Linked DNA regions of Homo sapiens: region 2 is linked to region 1. The links are chromatin contacts, found by Hi-C in ENCODE. All regions are on one chromosome and are shown on one strand. The core of a region is the stretch at or near the end of the contact, and the rest is flanking DNA. Distances in the headings are between cores, read along the strand shown.

Evidence for each region. A loop is a pair of places that touch in the nucleus more often than their neighbours do. Pooled maps may share reads with other maps.
Region 2: a loop to region 1 is called in a map of IMR-90, with 4 times the contacts of the local background. The contact joins two enhancer-like sites. A Hi-C loop is called at or near these places in 2 of 168 maps with a recorded cell type or tissue (IMR-90 and chondrocyte) and 4 of 50 pooled maps.

The regions. Positions count from the first base shown.
Region 1 is chr6:100,173,733-100,180,213 of GRCh38, forward strand. It overlaps the pseudogene ARG2P1. Among named protein-coding and RNA genes, the nearest start is that of MCHR2, 180 kb to the left of the region's middle. Within about 2 kb of position 3,104, at least 4 of the 41 ENCODE cell types and tissues checked have a DNase peak (open chromatin) inside an H3K27ac peak, as active enhancers do.
Region 2 is chr6:100,343,580-100,350,060 of GRCh38, forward strand. No RefSeq gene overlaps it. Among named protein-coding and RNA genes, the nearest start is that of SIM1-AS1, 47 kb to the right of the region's middle. Within about 2 kb of position 2,677, at least 2 of the 41 ENCODE cell types and tissues checked have a DNase peak (open chromatin) inside an H3K27ac peak, as active enhancers do.

The DNA.
Region 1 (6,481 bases), core at 1,854-4,353:
TTTTGCAAATAAGTATTTGAAAGTTCATTCTGTTCTCAGGCTGTGTATTTATATACACTGAAGAAAATGAAATAGCTAGCACTAATGGATATTTCATGTGGTCCTATAAAGTTTTGAAGTGGTGCTGATAATAATAATGGACAGAACATGCCATCTACTTTTGCTGTTTAGTATTTCATGATAAAATCATGAACACACAGTCTGGGCATCTAATTCGTACAGTTATTATTATTGTACACTTAGGAATTTTAAAACCTCTAAAATAGTCCAATGGTTCAATTTATACCTTCATTCATTATTCTTATTCACTGACATTATAAGACCCTCATGGCATGATAATCAAAAATCAGTGAATTATCACATAATTTAGGATAAAGCATATTTCACAAGCAAAGGCTTTATGAGAGAATATCAGGGCTGAGGGCTCAATAGAGATCAACTAGCCCCTTAGCACTCAATGTGCAGTCTTAGATGAGCACCTGGGAACAAATGTGGACTCTCTTTGCAGACCTTTGAATCCAAATCTAAATTTAGTATGATGCCCAGGAAATTCATGTGCATGTTAGTTTGAGAAGTACTTGTTTAGTCTTTCATTATCTTTTTATAAACATGGCAACTAAGGCAAAGAAAGCTTGAGAATGCTGTTCAAGGTGGCAAAAATTAACTCTTATCTATGGCTGAAAGCTATGGTGGTTCAAGCATGGTGCTTTGTAGATCCCAGTCATGGGTCAGGTCTACAAAGGTTAACTTTGCTGAACTCCCAGCCAGCTTTGGGAATTGCTTGTAATGGTTATAAAGAGCATGTTTGAGAGTATGTTGATGGATGGATACTAGTGTAGCACCATTCCAAGAACAATCATTCTGAATTTCTATTTTTCAGAATCATTTAATCAGTCCAGCTCACGAGCAAGTGCCAACATCCATCTACCCTGCACTACCTTCTAGATAGAAAATTCAGAATAAGAGATAATAGTTGTATCCTTAATTTACCCATTCATAGAAAAAGTGTGAGAGTCAAGCATGACATGTTTGTCAATATTTCACCACATAAAAATTAAAACAGCAAGGGGTGATAACAAGTGGAGGAATTTTTAGTGTGGCTACCTGCAGCTGAGTATGTACAAAGCAAGTAAACAGTGGCCCAGTATAGACACAGCTGAGGGCACTTAATTAGTGACAATTACTACATTGTTCTAAGCTGCCTGTAACCTTGCTTTCTCCCTTTAGATAAACTCATTTAAGTAAATACAATGTCAAGAAAATGGACAAGCCCTTTGACTTGCTAGAGAACCATGAAAGTGCTGTATTCTATCAATTAAACATGATTCTTTCTTTTAAGAGGAATTAGATCTAACATTTGCTTCAAAATTTCATACAGCTCTCCACACATTGTGTATATTAGTTCTTTAGTGTTAAATGTGTAGCAAATCGATTTTTCTTTTCAAAAATTTATACTAATAATGATCACACACTAAATCTTTTTTTTTAATTATACTTTAAATTTTAGGGTACATGTGCACAATGTGCAGGTTTGTTACATAGTTATACATGTGCCATGTTGGTGTGCTCTACCCATTAACTCGTCATTTAGCATTAGATATATCTCCTAATGCTATCCCTCCTCCCTCATACTAAATCTTAATGGTTGGAGCCTTTCAGAAATTACTTACCTAGAAATACGTTTTAAGAAACAGTTTTGCAACTCACTGATAAAAAATATTGTTAAAGGGATAAACAATTTGGATGCTTTTCTAATTCATCACATTAAGTGAGAATGGTGTCCAGGCAGTAGTTTGGAAATGCTTTGAAAAAGTCACAAATGAATTACCTTTTAAAAGTTTTTCACTTAACAAACATTTATTCAGAAGCTAGCATATAAATCTTTATTTAACAAACCTCTTTTTAGCAACTAGTACATGCTAGATGCTATAAGCAATAAGACATTGTATCAGCCTTTAATGAACTTATAATCAAAAAAGGCAAAAAGAATAGTGCATAAATAACTGTCATACAAAGAGGAAGGCCAAACTACAAGTCCAACTTCTTCAGTCCTATAGCCACGGCATTCTCAAGAGACAAGGTCCAGGCATTTTGTTCTCCTCTAACATCTGCACCAAACAACTCCTATGTCATCTGAGAGTCAGAGGATGGTGACAGCAGCTCCTCCAGCTCCCTGCCTCCTGCAAAAATGAGCAGAACCTTGTGCATTCACCCTGACAGATAAATGTCTTGCATTTGCTGCTTTTTTCTGGGAAATGTGGTGCATGTAAAATGAATATACTTTTATTTGGGACATTAGTCATGGAATGTGGGGGAGAAGGAGATGTTTGACCTACTTAAATATACTTAAGTATACAAGTTAATTTCTTCACAAACTATTTCCAAACTTCTTTTGTTTGACTTGGCATAGACCCCAGGTGACACCAGGCACGCACAGGAACATGGGAAAAAATGCTTTGTTGGTGGTGGATTCCCTCATGGTTTCACAAAGGAAAGGCATTAAAACTCAAGGAAGGTTTTAAGACTCAGTGTTTAATTTATGAAACCACATTTTAAAAATCCAAGCAGAGTAGTCATTTAATGAGGTCAGAAAGTAAGCTGTAACAACTTTAAGCTGGAATTTTACTGTTGTTCTATCACATGAAGAAATGAACGTTTTCTGTCTGTTAAGGATTTGAGATAAGCGCCTCCCACCAGTTGATACCTGACACTTGCAATCAGCTCACAAGAAAGGGGTGCTGCATCTAAAGCTACATTAACTCTTCAGTAACAGCTCAATCTCACTTATCCATGAAGTTCTGTCCGTGAAGTTTACAAGCACTAGGAACATGTCTCCAAGTTACACACAAGAGTCCTGGCCCTGGGCCCTAAATTACACATGGATCTGGAGCTGAGGAAGGCCTCGAATCTCTGGAATTCACCCTCCTCATCTGCACAATAGGGGCTGCAGTGCATGATCCCTCACAGCTCCATCATGGCCAGGGCAGAGAGTGAGATGTCCCTGTGTCAGTGGTACAGCTTGCTTGACTTCATTCCTTCTCTAGATTAACCATTCAAGGCTACACGATGTCAGGTTGCTCTCTAAGTCTACTGGCAGGGCAATGTATTGTGGTTTTCCACAGTCTTCACAACCAGCAGAGGGAGCGAAAGTGCATAGTAAATCAACTTTAATGAAGTATAAAATCTCTTTAAAAATTCTGTTTCATTAAAATAAAATCTGCTAAATGTGTCTGGGTTGAGAAATTTGACTTGCCTGGTATATTTGCCTGCTGTCTGTTAGTGTTTGTGTGTGGGAAGTCAGAATTTAAAAATTATGGCCACTATAGTTAATAACAATATATTGTATTCTTGAAAATTGCTGAGACTGGAAGCTTCCAGCTGCACTGAGCTCTGCCTCTATCCCAGTGATTCCCCACACTGCCAGTCAAGTCCCTAAGGAACTTGTCTCCTCCAGACGCAAGTGCATTCTATCCTGAAGAAGTCTGGTTGTGATAGGAGCCCCGTTCTTGTAGGGACAGAAAAGAAAAGGAGTGGAACATGGTCCAGCTGCCAGAAGAAAAATTGGATTGATGAAAAGGGTCTCCAATTTGGGCTGCTGCCTGAAAGACTTTGAAAAGTTTAGTTTTACTCCAGTCCCCACAGATGAGCTCTTCAACAACCCTACAGTGAATCTGTGCTCAGTGGCCCAGCCAACCAGCAACTGGCTGAGTTGGTTAGCAGAGCAGTGTTGTCTGGCTACAGCTGCGTCACGGTGAGAGGAGACCCCAGCCTGGCAATTAGTACCATTAGTGGTCATGCCTGGAACTGCCCAGACCTTTGTGTCACTTGGGTTGATGCCCAGAAGACATCAGTACACCCCTTACCACTTCATCAGGAAATCTCCATGGACTATCAGTTTCATTTCTCCTCACAGAACTACAGGGAAAGGTACCAGAACTTCCAGGATTTCCCTGGACAAACCTTGTATCTCCTCCCCAAGTATAGCGTATTCTGATCTAGGAGACATGGACCCTCTGGAACATTTTTTTAAAAGAACAATGATATCTAGTATTTTTCCGTGAGAGACATCAATCCATTTGGCACCCAGGAGGTCATGCAACAGAAATTTGATCTGCTGATTGGCAAAAGACAAAGGTCTGTCCATCTGAGTTTTGATATTGATGTATTTGACTGTACACTGGCTCCAGCTGCAGGAATCCCTATTGTAGGGGGACTGACCTTTCAAGAAGGCATCTATATTACTGGGGAAATACATAGTACAGGGTTGCTGTCAGCACTGGATCTTGTTGAAGTCAATCCTCAACTGGGCACTTTAGAGGAAAGGGCAAAGGCCACAGCTAGCCTGCCAGTAGATGTAACTGCTTTATGTTTGGGTCAGACAAGGGAAGGAGGGCACATTGCCCATGGCCAGATTTTCTCGTTTCCCAGCCAAGTCAGAAAATGAAGTGTGTGTGAGAATTTAGGAAATACTGTGCACTGTTTTGTTTCACAATGGGCATTCCAGAGCTGTAAGGCATTTGAGAATTTGAGAGGACAGGTATTAAGTGCTTATCTGGGTTAATATTGCCTTAATTAGAACACTTGCACATTCCCACAATTGTAGTTTCCCCTCTCCATTTTGGTGACTAATAATACCACTGTAAGTGTGTGTGTGTGTATATATATATATATATATATATATATATATATATATATATATTTTTTGCAGTTCACTGGGTATTAATGCATTGTAGTGCTATGTAAATTTAAAGATGCATAAGCAGCATTCGTTACCTTGGTATATCAAAAAATGGTAAGAAAGGAGATTTTTTAACTGTTTTCACCACAAAAAATAATTATGTGAGGTCATACATATGGTAATTGGCTTGATTTAGCCATTCCACAATGTGTACATATTTCAAAACAATATGTTGTGCCTGATAAATATATGCAATTTTTATTTGTCAACTTAAAAATTAATTAATTGAAAAAATAAATACCAAAAAGCCACAAGAGGAAGGAGATTAAGTCCACCCACACCTACCATTCTGCTGTCTAAAGATAAAGGAGGAGCCAGAGGATGCTGGGCCTGCAGGGAAGGAGGAGACGCGTATCAGCATCCTGGCTGGGAACAGAACTCAAGCCTCTCGACTGGACCCTGCTTTCCTTTTTTCACTCACTTACATGAAAATGGGCTTGGGATCAATAAGAATAATTCTGCTCAAGCTTTCCAATAGAAGAAAAACAGAGTAACCAGCCATGTTCTGCAGCTCTCACAGCAATCCTTCCCTCCAGCTGACTTGCTTCTCATCTGCTACTTTTCATGACGATAACGTGCTCCCGCATTTCATGGTGAAAGCTAAAGTCTTTAAAGTGGTCCGCCAGTCACTACACCACATGGCCTCCCTTTGCCCCTCGGACCTCTGGGTCTCCTCAATTCTCCCACAGCACCAGTGGCCAGTGTGCCTTTCCTGAAGCATGTCAGGCCTCTTCCCACTGAAAGCCTTTGAATTCGCTGTCCCCAGAGCACTGTTCCCCCAGAAGTCTGCATGGCTTAGTCCTTCTTTGTCTACTGAATGTCAACCCTCTTGATGCCCTATTTTAATTGTAAACTATCTGCTTTTCACTTTTCCTCCTCCCTTATTTTTCTCTACCTGACGTTCAGTACATATTATATGTCTTACTGTTTTCCTTATAAGTTCAGAGGTTTCTATCATTTTGCTCACTGTCGTTCAATGAATGACTAAATGAATGAGTCAATGAATTTTAAATTTAATTACATATGCAGTGTTTGAAAGAAAGAAAGCAAGTTTCCTTTAATGAAGGTATCATTATGTGCATATTATAGTTCTTTCGGCCTTACTCCCAAATAATTTTTTAATCGGTAGCTCCAAGATTGCTACATTGATTGAAATTCTAATTATTTGGCTGTGAGCACAAATGTGCTCATAACTTTATCATGTTGACATAAATATCAGTTATTTGGTAAGACAATGCTCCAGTCACCTCCTCCTGCTATAATGTCTAATTATCTATCTTGGGCTCTCACATTCCATTGTGAAAAACTAACATTAGCTCATATATAATAGTCATTCATAGTCTTTGCATGTTTGGTATGTGTGACCAAATGCCCTTTAATAGGTTCCATACTAATATTACATGAATATTAGTGAATTATCTAGTATAAATTTCTACAGGGCCTCTTAAGTAAATATGTATTTAGTTGGTTATGTTTTATGCATATTTAGAATTTGTTTGCATTATCCAACTTCACATGTATTATTTACCTGGTGGGAATATTTAGCTTTCTGACACTCTACTTTATCCTATGTATAAATTCACATATGTTTTATAATATTCATAACACTAATTCACCAAACGATCTTGATATCTGGTATATTATCATTTTCTTAATGAGATGTTATCTACAGCAAAGCATTTACTTAATCACTCACTTTTTGTTTGCTTGGTTTTGGGTGTTCCTCACTAAAAACAAGTATCT
Region 2 (6,481 bases), core at 1,427-3,926, 170 kb after region 1:
ATAATTTTCCCTTTAAGTTGGAGAGGTCAATATAGGTCAATCAGGGTCATACAGGTGACCACATCACTTGCCGAAAATAAAAGTATTCTCCGCAGATACAACCAGAATCAGTTTATTCTAGTTAAAACCACATTTACTGTCTGCCAAAGAATCAGCCTTGAGAAGCAGCTTTAAAAGAATTATTCAGCCTACAAGTAACATCAACTCAAACTGTGTTACATAATAAAGTATCTCATCTAACAGGAAGTCCAGACTGTTGTGTCAGTTATGTTAACAAGGACTGAGGTCATTTCTGTCCATCTGTTCTGCTGCCCTCAGCAACCACTTCTTCCTAAAATTAGTTTCCTTCTCCCACTCTCCATGGCCTCCATACGGGAAGCCTCCTGCTCTCCCCAAACCCTCTCTGATTCATGCCTATCTGCTATCTGTCCACCCACCCTGAATCATTTTCTGCCTCTTCCTTATCCTCTCCATTTGACTATACCTTTTATCTTTAATGAGTTCTCACTCTTTCCAGTGGAAACATGATTTAGTCCTTTTCTGCTCCTGCTTGGATAAATAATTTCCATTTACAGGAATCAAAACATTATTTATTCTCAGCTATTGGGATGAGCAATATGCTCATGTATTTACATTCAGATACTAGAGCTATTCAAACTATCCAACTACCTACAGAATAAGCTTTTCAAAACTTAAGCACAGTTTCCAAAAACATAGAAACAAATTTTCCAAAGTCCACTCTTTCCTTTTTTACAATTTTTGCTAAATCTTTTTGAACATGTATCTAATAATAATTCCTTAGATGTGTAGAGTAATAGTCAACCCTTTTCAAACCACATAAAATAACTGATTTGAGCCTTACAACAATTCTACAGGGCTAGAAAAGTGTGTGCTCTGACCCCATTTATATCTGAGGCATTTCTTTGCTCTTACAGAGGCATGAGCATGATAAGCAGAACATCATAGACTCCTCTGCAAATTATCGCAACACGCAGTGAAAGCTTACATTTGCCAGGCATGATTAACTCAGTGATTACATTGAAGAACACAGAGTGGTAATATGCATTGTAGAGGATGCTATAATATACATCTTTATTAACACATATTAATAATGTATTCATATCTATTTGTGATTAATATATTAGCTATAATATATAGTATAATCAATAATAAGTAGGTATATATTTCACAATACTTAAAGAGATTTGTAATTTACGATGCACTTTCACATCTGCTCTCCCATGGTACAGGCTGCCATGCTTGCTTTGTTCCCTGTGACCCTGCTACCTTAGCCAGCCCTGGTTATATTTGGAACCCCAGAGCCCATCAAATACTTTGGCAGGAGGAATAAATTCCCTCAGCTGTGTACCAAACTAGGTGACACCTCATCAACTGATGACGATCCCATGAGACATACAGTCAGAGGACTCACTGGTTAAAAATGAAGAGAGAGCAGATAGAAAAGGAAAAGGGAAAGGCTGAGCCGCAGAAATGTGCAACCAGTAGAGCTGCCATGTTATTCTGGAAGATGTTCCAGTCTTCACTGGAACTCCAAACCTTCGCCTGGCTCTCCAAACCTGAGGCAGCTTCTTGGCTTCCTTACTTTCTCATGGATCCTTAGAAACCCCCCACCATCTGAAGTCACAGAATTTGTTGTTCCTTGAAACTTGAAAAAGCCAACACACTGATTTTATGAAGTGAAATGTCATTAAACATTCTCTGGATTAATCGACAAAATCACATCTTTTTTCCCTTCTAAATGAGAAAGACAAAGGAAAAATAATAAAGATGGAATACTTTAGTATTAGGAGGAAATCATTTTATTTTCCTGAGCAGAATTATGTTTTCAATTATCACAGGGTTGAAAAATCTTCAGACTAGAAAAGAAAAAGTACTTTCAGTTTTCCCTCTTTCCCACCCTAATTAAATAAAATATATGTGCAAGGGACAGAGTAACACAATGTTTGCCATAAATGAACCAAGCACACGACGTCTATGCAATTTAATAGATTGTTCAGTTCCATTTAGGTCACATTAGACTTTCATTTAAAATGCATCACGTTTTATTTATTATTTACAATTATACCACTAAATGCTGCTAAATGTACCAAGTCTAGATGGTGCCTGTAGCATGCAAGGGTCTGGGCCCAAAAACCAGGGTCACATAGACCTGGAAAGTGAGGCTTAATATCCACTGGCTTACAGAGTGAATGTTACTTTTCCAACACTATCCACTCTCTGAAACTGTGTTAGGATGAGAGAGTTAACTCCATTTTGTGAAACCATGTTTCAGGTTAAAGTCACCTTTAACAGTTTGCTGCCCCAGCAGGGGAATAAATAAATATAAGTAAATAAGAAAGAGGCATCTTGCAGCTTAAAAAAAAAAAAAATTACACATTCCTCGTGTATGTTTTTCTTCATTTCTAATGAGTTGTATGTGTATTTGGAATGGGTGAAAAATGAATCAGGAAGCAATGGTTCTTGCTATAAAGGAAGAAAAACATCACTTCCTATTGTGCCAGTTTCTAACAGATAATTAATCTATATATGTTGTTGCCACTTAGTAGTCTGTCTGACCCCAGGACAGCAGGCAGAGTCAATATCTCTCTCTCTCTCTCTCTCTCACACACACACACACACACACCCCACACACCAAAACTCTCTCTCTGTGTCACATACACCTGCGTGTACTAAGGTCTTAAGTGTCATTAGTAACAAACACAGTCTCTGTTTAAAGATGATAACTCAGTTATTCCAAGATAGGAAGCTCTCTCTTACCCTCAACACCTGCATAAAAGTGCCAGGGTATTTAAAACAAGTTGCCTGGTATTTATTTCCAAATACCAACAGTATTACTGCTGCAGCTAGATAAATACCACATGACATGAGGGATAACAAACATTCTGCCATGGCCCTAGATAGATCTGAGTTTACAAAGATTAAGGCAGACAACACTGAGAAACTCAGGGCAAGCAAAGAAACTAAAGATATGACTTTCTCTCAACGGTGTTAAAAGCTATGGAAAATTTAAAAAATAAGCTTCATAGAAAGCTTTGTAAAAATAACCTGGAGAAAGTACAAATATAAATATCAGCATTAAATTAAAGATACCTGGAAGTGGGTGTTGACTCAGACAATGCAAAATTTTGAAACTAGGACTTGAGACCAGTCCTTAGAAGGATATTAAATTGGCAGCAACAGGAATGGGCACATCACTCACAAACTTTGAAAAGTTAAAAATACTCTCCTCAAGTAAAGTGATTTTTATTAAAGTTCAAAAAGCAGGACTTAAAGTTTCTCTTCTCACATTGTTCTCAAGGGTATTCTTCAGCTTTCACTTTCTTCTTGCCCAAAGGCAAAGATGACATAGCTGTGTCTTTACGAATTTTCATCCACTCTTATAAGAAAACTGAGACATACCAACACTTTCAAAACATTTAAAGATAGTTTTCTTTGAATCTGTGTGACCAGGAAATCCAAAATAATACATTGACTCAAAGTCTTGCAATGTTTTGATTCATATCCAAGATCTACACAAAGAACAGCTTTCATTCTTTGAACAAATATTTTCTGAATGTCTACCATATGCCAGGCTCAGCACTGGGCACTGGAAACTTAACAACGGTATAGGAGGCATCCACTAAGTATTTTTTGTCCTCATTTGAACCAAAATTAGGATGAAATGGGGCAAAAGATGTGAGTTAGTAACTCTTCATTAAAGACTATTTTTAGTATTGTTTTAACTTTTAAATAATTTTATTTTTTAATTGATGCATAATAGATGTACATATTTTGATGATACAAGTGACAATTTATACATTCATGTAATTTGTAAAAATCAAATCAGTATAACTGGGATATATATCACTTTAAATATTTGTCTGTTCTTTATGCTAGAAACATGCAAATTATTCTCTTCTACCTATTTTGAAATATACAATAGATTATTGTATGTAGTCATTAAACTGATCTCTCAAACTCTAGGCTTTATTTCTTCTATCTAATTGTATATTTGTACCTATTAATCAACTCTCTTCATTCCCCCTCCCCCACCTCCTGTTTTATCACTTCAAAATATGATCATAACTCAAACTGATATAGCAAAACTAACTTGACAAAGTAATCAAAAATAAGACCGATTAATATATAATTAGGAATTCAATGTGTACATGTAAATAAATACTTCTAAAACATTCAAAAACCATTTTTTCTCAACTAATTTACTCCTCCACAATTTTGTGCACACTATTAATTTTAAATTTTAATGTACTGAGATTTTAAGAAAATTTTTAACTCAGTTTTCTCCTAAATAATAAAAATTTCCACATATGAGAAACCAAATCCATAAGCTTTGGGGGGCTTCTATACGCTCTTTTGCATTCTGCTCTTCACACTCACATCCCATTTAGAGCCTTGCTCTTAGGTGTCGATTAATTCCAAAGCTGGCTGGGCACATGAAAGTGTGCAGACATTCAGTGCTCCCACTGGAAGGTTACCTCACAGCCCAAAAAATAAACATTTGCATTCTCACTTAGAGAAATAGAAGAGGATGAGAGAAGAGAGCAAATGAAAGTAACTTAAAAGGTGTTATAGCTTTTTAAATGTTCAATCATTTAATCACTACCTTAACAGAGATGTGTAAATTATACTTATTAATACTAAAGAAAAGACTGCCTTGGCTATAACATGATTTTGTTACATATTATAAATAAACTTTTGTCTGTTGGAATTGTTTTGTGCAAAAGTAAGTGAGCCACATGACAGCATTCGTGGTTTTAACAGAAACGTTTTCTGCTGGTGGAAGCTTCTGCTAGAATGTTACTCACACATAAACCACAAGTGCATTTTTTGTTACTAGGGAAAGTAGAACAGATATGGTGTTAGACTTTGCCTTCCTTTAAAGCCCAAAGAAAGAAAAGATTTCTACTGCCTTAACAGTTTGAAAGCAAGTGAAACAAGCTTTACTTCCCATAGCATTCTTCTTGTTTAGAACATTATGCAATTCAAATTCACTTTGCAGAAAATAAAACCAGAACATTTAAGAGAAGGAGGGAAAGGATCCTAGAAGAAAAGACTGAAGGAAGCCATGTGTCATTAATTCAGTTATAAATTATTAGCTGAAAGCAGCCTCTCAGCATTTGTATTTGATGAACAAAAATTGATTGCTTCAAGGGCATTTCAATCCTTTTGATGTTCCCATCTTTTAGCCCACCACAAATCTGAATCCTTAACAGAATGATTATAGCATTATAGTAATCCTGAGAGCCAATACTAAAGGATTTGCAAGAGCAATGGAGATCAATAGTTTGAAAAAAGAATGTCTTTTTGAATTGACAGCGCTGTCTCGCCTGATCGTGAACCTGAACAAAATAAGTGGAGTCTAAGTACACAAGCAATCTCACAGGCCAAGCTGAGCTGCTGTGATGAGCCAGTTCTCTGAGAGCTTGAATAGGCCTGAGCGCTGAATATTTCTAAAGGATTAAACCCAAACTAATGGCAACCCAAAGATATTTTGCAAACAATCAGCTTTCCCCCAAAATGGTTAAGATAATACATTATGGGTCTTGGTTTGGTATTCAAAAGACTGAGTTCAGCTACAGGTTCAACATTTGCTTTTGCATAGAGTTTGAGATTATGGGAAATTGGATTAGCAGCAACGTTGTCTTAATGGCCATCTCCTTTGGGCTACTTTGAAATTGAGAATCCCCGCAGTATTCCAGGATGGACTGGAAAAACTACATCCTTAACACGTAGCATGTTAGAAAACCCAATGAGCCAGAATTGTTTAAAGACACAATTGCCCACATCTATGGGATTTTCAAGTTGTAACATTACTTGATACCTCAAAAGACAGAGAAAGACAGCTGACTATTAAAGGCTTCTTGAACAATTCAAGGATTAGCATAAAATTATACATAAAGGAGAGTAAGTACAGCAGAGGCACTTGCTCACCACAGTAGGGGCATTGTTAGGAAACGCAAATGGACTCAGTGAAAGTGCGAAGGCATCTTAACATTGTCTGAGGGCCCGCATGTTTTAACATTGATGTATATATTTTCCAGTTCTTTGTTGCCTCAACAAGAGGCCAGCTTAGTCCACTGGAGAAAGAAGTCAGAAGACTTCAGATGGCACACATCTGGAGAACATCCCATGGAAAATTGTGAATGGCTAAGTAATCTCTTTCAGTACCAAGACAAGGAGTGGTAATTTATGGTTTAACAGACTACAAAACCTGCCATTAATTCTAACATACAAACTTTAAACCAATGATTTGGAAGAGTAAAATACACAACAACAATTAACAGAAGGAAAACAGCCATCCTGAATGACACAAGTTTCACACTTTCAAAGATTGAAAAGAAAAGAAATCCTTTCTCTAACCGAGTTTATGTTTTCAGCCACCACACAAGACAGCCTTGCCGGCCATTACACTGGTGGGATGGTGCTGATCCTCACATTTCTGGCATCTAAAAGAGTGGCT